Regions from separate parts of the Homo sapiens genome. Here region 2 is linked to region 1. The links are chromatin contacts, found by Hi-C or POLR2A ChIA-PET in ENCODE. All regions are on one chromosome and are shown on one strand. Each heading gives the region's core, a stretch centred on a gene start or an enhancer-like site at or near the end of the contact. The rest is flanking DNA. Distances are from core to core; before and after follow the strand shown.

What was found. Hi-C counts contacts between places; a loop is a spot of excess contacts on that map. ChIA-PET counts read pairs that join two places held with the same protein, here RNA polymerase II (POLR2A). Pooled maps may share reads with other maps.
Region 2: a map of HepG2 shows a loop between it and region 1 (22-fold over the local background). The contact joins two enhancer-like sites. A Hi-C loop is called at or near these places in 9 of 168 maps with a recorded cell type or tissue (Caco-2, Calu3, GM12878 and 5 more), 10 of 37 single-sample maps with no recorded cell type and 14 of 50 pooled maps. POLR2A ChIA-PET finds 5 or more read pairs at or near these places in 1 of 52 experiments (MCF 10A).

What each region holds. Positions count from the first base shown.
Region 1 is chr20:52,746,448-52,751,081 of GRCh38, reverse strand. No RefSeq gene overlaps it. Among named protein-coding and RNA genes, the nearest start is that of LINC01524, 130 kb to the right of the region's middle. Within about 2 kb of position 2,806, at least 3 of the 41 ENCODE cell types and tissues checked have a DNase peak (open chromatin) inside an H3K27ac peak, as active enhancers do.
Region 2 is chr20:53,214,733-53,219,366 of GRCh38, reverse strand. The region is part of intron 1 of TSHZ2 (teashirt zinc finger homeobox 2); the gene reads right to left. Among named protein-coding and RNA genes, the nearest start is that of TSHZ2, 240 kb to the right of the region's middle. Within about 2 kb of position 2,151, at least 2 of the 41 ENCODE cell types and tissues checked have a DNase peak (open chromatin) inside an H3K27ac peak, as active enhancers do.

The DNA of each region.
Region 1 (4,634 bases), core at 1,557-4,056:
CAGCCTCAAACTGTCCCTTTGGTGATACCCATGGAAGGTCATCGTATACATTCATCCACGTTTCTAGGCTTTTTTTTTTTTTTTTTTTTTTTTTTTTTGAGATGGAGTCTCGCTGTGTCGCCCAGGCAGGAGTGCAGTCGCACAATCTCGGCTCCCTGCAAGCTCCGCCTCCCGGGTTCATGCCATTCTCCTGCCTCAGCCTCCCAAGCAGTTGGGACTATAGGTGCTCGCCACCATGCCCAGCTAATTTTTTGTATTTTTAGTAGAGATAGGGTTTCACCGTGTTAGCCAGGATGGTCACGATCTCCTGACCTCGTGATCACCCCACCTCAGCCTCCCAAAGTGCTGGGATTACAGGCATGAGCCACCGTGCCTGGCCGCTAGGCTTTCTTAAGGCTATCAATAGATGAAACAGTTCACAATAGAACTTCACCCTTCAGCCCCTCTCAGACCACAACCATCTTCAGGGAATAACACTCTAGTGTTCTCTCTGCCTATGAAATTATTTTAATGGCTAACATTCACTGAGCTTTCCCTATGTGCCAAGTACTGTGCTAGATGTTCTATAAACGTGATTCCTGCTAATCTTTATAACAACCCTATAGGATTTACATAATTATCTCCAGGAAACTGAGACTTAGAACAGTTAACCAAGTTGCCAAAAGTTACACAGCCGCTAAGTGGTGGAGCATGAATTTAAACTTGGATCTGCCTTGTTCCGAAGCCATGTGCTGTGGGAATATCACCGAGGACATTATGAATATCCACATGAAAAATTTATTTTATAACCCAGGATTTCTCAGCCTTGGATTGTTGACATTTGGGGCCAGATAATTCTTTGTTGTGAAGATGCTTGTAGGATGTGTAGCAGCATCCCAGGCCCCTACTCATTAGATGCGAGCAGCACCTCCCCTCTCAGGGTTTTGACCACTAAAAATGCCTCAAGGCATTGCGAAATATTCCAGGGGAGGGGGTAATACTGCCCGCAGTTGAGAACCACCATTAATACCTCAATGTTAGGAGTAAACTTTCTTCCCCTAAGGAACTGATGTAGTCCTTGCTTTCTGATAAAGAAAATGATGTAAGTGATCATGTCTCCATTTTTGCTATGGCCACCAAGAAGCTCGAAGGCAAATTCAAGTTTCAACTATAGCCAAAAGGTATTCCCAATGTCCTGGGCAATTTTCATTGGTCGTTTTCTAATTCTTTATTTTCTCTGTCTTTTTGCCTCTCTTCCTTATTTCTCTACTTATGTTTTCCATTATAGATGTCTTCCTCTAAAGTCATTTGAAATGCTTCACAGAAGATAGCAAGGTACAGATATGAAAACATTTTTATACTGATTTTGAAATTGACTTGCTTAATTATTTGATCAAAGCTGAATCTTTCTAAGAATAATAAATATTTCTGTTTTTTTAAAAAAATCTTTTCAATAATTCTGTCTGATATTAAGCAAAATCAAAGTTGGATTAAAAAACTGAACTTTATTGAAATTTTCTGGCTCCCAGAATCTTATTTTAAAATGGGTTCAGGGGTATTAGAATACTAGAAAGAATAAAAAGGAAACCTAGAAGAGCTTTGGAAATAAGTACATTTTTTCAAGTTTTTCCATCACAAGTGTTGAAAAATATCATTCTATTAAAATATTTTTATTATTAAGATTCTATGGAGAAGACTGATGATAAAGTGGATACCTTTCTAAGATGCTTTTCTAAGATTTTGCTACTACTCATGCCCTGAATTGATGCACAGGGATCAGTTCAGCCAGTTGAGAGGCTCCACTTTTAGAAACCTACCACATGTTTTCACAAATGAATTTTCCAGTCTGTCAATTACTGAGGAGATAAAAATTGGGTCCAGAACAAAGGGTGACTCAGAGGCTCATTTGGAAATTTGGGATTTCTGGTTCTGCTTTGACAGATTTGGAAGAAGAGGCAAAACATTTCCTGTAAATACCATCGCTGGGATGAATTCTCACTCTCCTGTCCCTCCATCAAACAGAAATCTATATTGTGCCTTGAGTTGAGCTCCAGAGAAATTATCAATATTCACACATCTGGCACAAATCTGTTGGAAGAAAAAAAAACCATCATGCCATCTGTATTTCTTCAATCGTTTTATAGCACAGCTCCAGTCTCTGGCCATCATTTTGTCACTCGGTCTTGTAAATATAAAGTTATATTACTTTTTGGCTTGTTTGAGGACACCGTTCATCATAAGGGGAGGATGAAGAGATGATGTCACTGCCGGGAAAAAAAAAAACAAAACACAACAACTTCGCCTTTCTCAATCCCCCACCTTCCCCAGAGTGTGGAGGAGCCAAATTTCATCTAGTTTGGCACAGTTGTAGGAATTAACATGACTGAAATGTATGCCAGATTTCAAAACAATTTCTAACAGTTTCTGTGAGACCGTGTAAGCAACTGAAAATTGACATGTTGTGTTGTGCCCGAGTCAGCCAACTGCTGTCACTGCATAATTAGATTTTCCTGCATGAGAGGAAAAAGTGTTCCCTTAAAAAATTATGAAATAAAGCAGAAGCTAATATAAAATACAAGTGGGCCCGTTATTCACATAGAGGTAGCCTTCCGCCAAAGAATGACTTTGGACACACACACACGTGCACGCACACACACTCACACACACACAACTCCAGGAGAGGCTGATGGCCCTGGATTTCTGCGCTTTACATGCAAGAAATGCTCTTTGCAAAGGGAAGAGGATTTACGGCACAGGCCAGATGGAAGTAGGCCCACTTGGCTGCCCAAGGAATGGCTGAAACCCAGAAGCAAGAACAGATTTGGAGCTAATGAATGTGCGGTTCCTTCCTTCTGATATGGAATAATAGATGTGGCAGAGTATGCCAGGTGCCCCCAATACTTATTCTCCCCTTGTCCAACAGTAACAGTAGTTTTTGTTTGGCACAAAGGAGCCCAGCTAAAGGCTATATTCCCCAGGCTCCCCTGCACCTCGATATAACCATATAACTAAGTTCTGGCGAATGAGGTGTGAGAGGAAGTGGAAGTTTCCAGATTCCATGTCGTGTCCTTAACAGGAAAGGAGGGGTTCCCTCCGCTTTCTCCCCTCCCGTCTTCCTGAGGGTGGGAGCGCAGGCATCTTTGTCCAGGAGGATGAGATCTATACCATGTGGACAAGAGCTGCACCCTAGAGGCAGCAAAGTAGTAAGACAGAAAGCTCAATGTCCCTGGTAGTTTTAAGTCACCTTACCGACCTTGGATGATGTTCTGCACTGTTCCATCAGAGAAACGCCATTTACTGCTCATTTAAACCATTGTATTTTCATATAGCAGCAGCCTTTTCTGCATCCTAACTAATACTGCTCTCTTGGAAATGACCTTCAGAGTTCATCAGAGCTAGACCCTTGCAGACAGGAGTGTTTACACCCAAGGACATATGTATCTTTGTTTTCTAGTCATGTCTTTCAAGGTAAAGACCTTTCTTCAAATAACTGTATATGTTCAAAAGGCAAAATACGACTCAAAGTATCATTCATGTGTGATAAGGTGATTACAATTACTGTTACCATTTTACAAATGAAGAAACTAGTTTACAGAAATGAAAAAAAAACTTACCCCAAATTACATATTACATGGCTAAAAATTTTAGTTTTTTTTCATATCATGCTCAGGTGAAATGAGTTTGTAACATATGGACAGGCATTCAAAAAATATTGGCTATTTAACTGAATTAATGACTACATTCTTAAAATAAAGCAGTAGAGGTAAGACTAGAACTCAGGTCTACTGACTTTAAAGACAGTAATTTTTAACTCTGCACTCTCTTTGCTCCCTGACTATGTCTTAAATTAGGATACTTTGAGTTAAGTTTGTGAATAAAAGTTTCAGTGCATCTGTAAAAAGAAAATAATTAATTTAAACATTTTCAATTTGTTTAAATCTTATATCAAGTGTTTCGTTCCTCTGCGCCCTGTAGCCAATAACAGAAATCTTTAACTTAAACTGGCTTAATTATTAATGGGGCCTTGTTGACTGATGTCACTGAATCCCCAGAATATGATTCGTGCCATCCCTCAGCACAGCTCCTCTCCAAGTTGGCTCCCCTCCCAGGTTCATATGATATCAGCATGGCTGTCAGCCCCTCCAGGCCTACATCCCATCCTGTTTCATTCCAACAGAAAGGAGCCCTTCCTCCTTGGTCTGATTGCTTTATAAGCCTGTTTGTCAACTAAAAATATGTCCTAGGGCAGCAGTCCCCAATCTTTTTGGCACCAAAGACTGGTTTTTGTGGAAGACAGTTTTTTCCGCGGACTGAAGGTCGGGGGTTGGTTTTGGGATGATTCAAGTGCATTACATTTATTGTGCACTTTATTTCTATTATTACGTTGTAATATTTAATGAAATAATTATAAAACTCACCAAAATGTAGAATCAGTGGGACCCCTGAGCTTGTTTCCCTAAAACTAGATGGTCCTGTCTGGGGGTGATGGGAGACAGTGACAGATGACATCAGGCATTAGATTCTTATAAGGAGCATGCAACCTAGTTCCCTTGCATGCATGGTTCACAACAGGGTTCGCACTCCTATGATAATCTAATGCTGCTGCTGATCTGACAAGAGGCAGAGCTTAAGTGGTAACGCGAGCAGTGGGGAGC
Region 2 (4,634 bases), core at 902-3,401, 470 kb before region 1:
AAAAAAGCAACACTGCCACTTGCTTTTTGTTTGGAGATGTTAAGCCTCACAAATTTTATTTCTTGTTGTTGGCTAAACTGCTTAAGATTGTTCTCGTGTTTAAAAAGCCAGGGGTGGGCCATAGAAATGGATGGATGAGGACATCAGCTTTTATGGGGGAATTCACAGCATTTCAATAGACTCTGTGTTTACCTGAAAGTCTTGGGCCAATGGAGAAATGAGAAATTGGCTTTCTATGGAAATACTGAGAAAAGGCCTCCAAGGGGGAGACACAGTAAAAGCTTCTTTTACCTAACTGTTTTCTTGTTGGAAATGGCTACCCACAGTGCAGCTGGGGGCTTAGCAAGCTGTGGTTCTCATTTTGCCCAATCTTGTTTTGAATCAGCTGATTCATTAAACTGCACTGATTAAGTCTGTATTAGGTAGTTCATATTACTAGACTAACAGATACTAGACTGTATTAGAAAGTCTCCAAAATGGTGTAGAAAACTCAGGTGCTGACCAGAGACAAGGAAAGTAACACTAAATTGTTCAATAAATATGAATATTTTAGAATATCTTCATCACTGTAAAGAAAGATGCTCTCTCTTATTTTTCTCGAATTCTCAGTCTGTTTTCTCACTTTTGAGAGACATTACTATAGGAGACAACTCATTTTCTTTATGAAAAGAAAGACCCAAACACAATGATAAATGGCTAGTGATGTTTGGCCTCAGGGAGACAATAGAAAGAGGTAGGTATTGGGGAGAGTTGCTGAGTGAATGCCCTGCTGGAAAGAGGTGGCAACAACATAGCTCCAGCTAATCTCGTCATCTGCGAATATAGAACCAATGCGGTAGATGTTTGGATTTTGCAAAAGAATATGAGAAATTGAATTTTTATGCGAAATCACCTGATTGACAAATTTTGGCAATGCTGTGTACATTATTATTACGATTATCTATTTATTTAGTGGTTTGTGTGGGCCGAACAAATAAGTCGGCAAGCCGAATTCATTTGCCCCTGTGCCAACTGTTGTAAAGTTTGATCTTGCTTAATGCATCTCAATGTTTCCCATCTCTCAATTTGAATTATAATAGGTGCCAGCTGAGACCATGTGGTTGGTGCAGCACACACACAGCTCTGTTCCTTGAAAGCTACTCAAAGCAAATGTTCTAATCACAGGTGAGAGGCCCTCAGCCTATAGGCGTAGTCTTTAGAAAACAAATTTAGTGCAGAATAAAGGACAACATCATGACTTGAAAGAACCAGACTTGAGACTGTTTGTAAAGTGCAGCCTGCCATTTGCGGCTCCTTCAAAGGAGCCTCGGCTTTCTCACTCTTAAAAAGGAGGGTGTTGGGCTAGCCAGTCTCCTTTCTCCCAAAGTAAAATACTTGTCTGTATTGTTCAGGGAGGAGAATCTATGCTTTGGGATGTGAAAGCCTAGGTCTGACTCTCCTTTCTAACATAAATTAGATTTGCATAACTTCCTTCAACCTTAGTTTTTTTGTTTGCAAAGGTGAGGATAAAACCAGTAATGATATCACAGGATTATGTGAAACTTAAATGAGATAGTAAGTCAGATAACTCTGTGTAAACCAGGGGTTACAAGCAGGGGCAGTGGATCAAATGTAGCCCTTAGCCATATTTTGTTTGGCCCATGAATTGTTTCAAAATCAGAGAAATTTCACACTTAAGGATAGATGCCTTCTGAGAAGTTCTGACGTTACTGGCCCTGTGTGGTTGCGTGGCAGAGCTTTACCGCTTTTGCCTCCTCTAGACTGAGCACCAGGGATCTGCCATGGTCCCCATCCACTCCTTATATTGCGCCTGGCTCTCTGCACTTTCTGCCATTATTTGTCTGTGGGTTTGCAGCCCCTGGCAAATTAAGTGATGTGCAACGGTTCACTGGCGTTGCTGTTCTGATTATTGTTGTTCTTCCATCTGTTATCCCTTTCTGCTTGTGAGCCACATATTCGCTTCTTTGGGGCTCAGTTATCTGGTCTTTAAAATGGGAATAATAATATCTCACTTGCCTAGAGCCAGGGGGCTGTCGGGTGAGGCCAGGCCCCTTCTGCTCCCTGAGCGCCCAGAAGTGGGGCGTCCGACCAGCAGAGGGCGCTGGTACGAAAGGCTGCAGGTGCTGGCATCGGCCAAGCGCAGACAGGTGGGGCCGCGGCAGGTGCGGCTCTCGCACTATCCCCCTTTCACAACTTGGGAGGACACAGCTTCACCGGGTGGGCCTGACAGCGAGCAATTACTCATCCATCGATACAGCCGCACATCACCAGCAATGTGACTTTCTGGAATATGTAATGCGACCACAGACTTTCTAATGCCGCAGCCTGACAATCAGACACTAAAAATAACAAACGGGCCCGCTCAGGAACAGAAAGACACGGCCTCTTTGGAAACTGGGGATGGGCCGTTTCCAACTCTGCTCACCGCTGGAGCCCTGCACGGAATTCTCCGGGCGGTGAAGTGAGTCGCCAGGAGCTGCCAGGGGCTGCAGGGAGAGTTCCCGCATTTGAAGGGTGTGTTCACTTTTAGACAACTCAGTCCCAGCAAGATGTAGACAAATTGGAGCAAGTTCAGAGAAGAACAACCCACATGATTAAGGGGAAAGAGGATTGATTTATAGAGAAATATTAAAGCAGCCAAACATGTCTGCGCTGTGTTCTCCAGGTGACAAATCAGAGAGTGACACATTGTGGGGCTCCATGCACCTTTGAGAGGTGTAAACATCAGGGGATGAGAAACTAGCTCAGTGCAAGGAGCTTTTCACAGCATTTTCTAAGATGGCATTAACACCAGAAAATGTTCCTGGCTGGTGAAGGGTTGGTTGGGTCGCACCTATGCTTGAGAACCCTTTGTTGTCCTGATTTTGCCTGGCATAAAATGACATATCCTAGCTAGGGGTTCACATTTGTGGCCTTCAGTGCTCTGGCTGTGGCCTATTTTTCCTTGTATGTTCACGTCCTTGACTTTCTGCCAGGGATTCCGCCACCCCAGTCCCATTTGTCCTCACTCCAGCTTTACCTGACTACCTGTCTTACTCCTCCATCAGGAACTGAAATGCTTAGGAGCCAACAATGGCTTGGCTGGTGAAGTGAGGTGTGGAGAGGGCTGGGGAAGACAACAGGACCAGCAATTGCAAGGTGAGAACAGATGACAGGGACATTCCTTGGGTGTTGACTTCATAGAATGCTGAAATACTAGTGTCTTATTAAAAAGTGAGCTGGCCCCCCACTGTTTTCTATTCCTCATTCTGAGGAAGAGCTAAGGTCGTGCCTTTCTGTCCTCCAGATATGAGTCTCTGGGAATTTGACTGGGGAAGAAGGTCTTGGCCAAAATGAAGAATTCTGGGAGAAGAGGAATCAGACATCAGAGACAGGTGTTTGGCCTTAGGGGAAAAAGGGCAGGAGCTCAACCCTAGGAGAAAGACTGGGAATTAGGCCTGGGACCCCTCTTTTCCCATCCCTATGAAACCATTTTTTAAATTTTTTTTTTTTTTTTTTGAGACGGAGTTTTGCTCCTGTTGCCCAGGCTGGAGTGCAATGGCGCGACCTCGGCTCACCACAACCTCCGCTTCCTGAGTTCAAGCTATGCTCCTGCCTCAGCCTCCTGAGTAGCTGGAATTACAGGCATGTGCCACCATGCCCGGCTAATTTTGTATTTTTAGTAGAGATGGGGTTTCTCTCCATGTTGGTCAGGCTGGTCTCGAACTCCCGACCTCAGGTGATCCACCTGCCTTGGCCTCTCAAAGTGGTGGGATTACATGTGTGAGCCACCGTGCCCAGCCTTTCTTACATTTTTAATATAGTCTCTTCCTCACTTCTCCCCTCCCAAAGGCAAAAAAAAAATCTAGGATGCCTCCATGATGGAACTCTGACTGTAGACCATAGCTGAAGGAGCTCTGGAAAGAAAGCAAATGTCTGGCAAAAGCCACTCAACCTCTCCCATATACCAGGAAATGAGAACCAAAAGAGAAACAAGATACTGTGGCATGGTTAGACAGTGGAAGGGTGTGGTGAGAACGCTTTTCATATGACAGGCAGCTCTCAAAATGCTGCTATTTTGCTCTTAAAAACCACCGCAATATACTGGAATCCCGGGAAGTGGTGTTGTGATCTTGGGATGATGTGGCAGGGCTGTAAGGACTTAGACCAGTGTTTGCCACGTGGAAAAGTGGGCTCAGTGCTGTTAGATTTTCTACTTTTTCTCACAGTAGCCTGAAATTCAGGTTTTGATGAGATAATCTTTAAAAAAAACTCAAACAAACAACCTCCCTGCAAAAACAAACCCAAACTGCATTTCTGCAGGAGGACATTAGCCTATGGGTCCCGCCCACTGGTGTGCCCGATCTCAGTGTCCATTGGATTTTTTATCCTTCCTTTTCCCTCAGATGGCCCTTCCCTCATCTCCCCATGAACTCTTATCTCAACCTTTTAAATGCCACATCCTTCACAAATCTTGCTTCAATCAAGCTCATTGCAATGACACTCTCCTCTCAGGTTTACGGGCTCCTTCTTAGATTAATTATAATAATAATAGTGTTTATTGATTGAGTGCTTACTAAGCACAGGCAGGCACTGGACACTCTACACACCCTCCCTTCCTTCTGCTTCATTCCTTTCTCTGCTCACATTGTCTT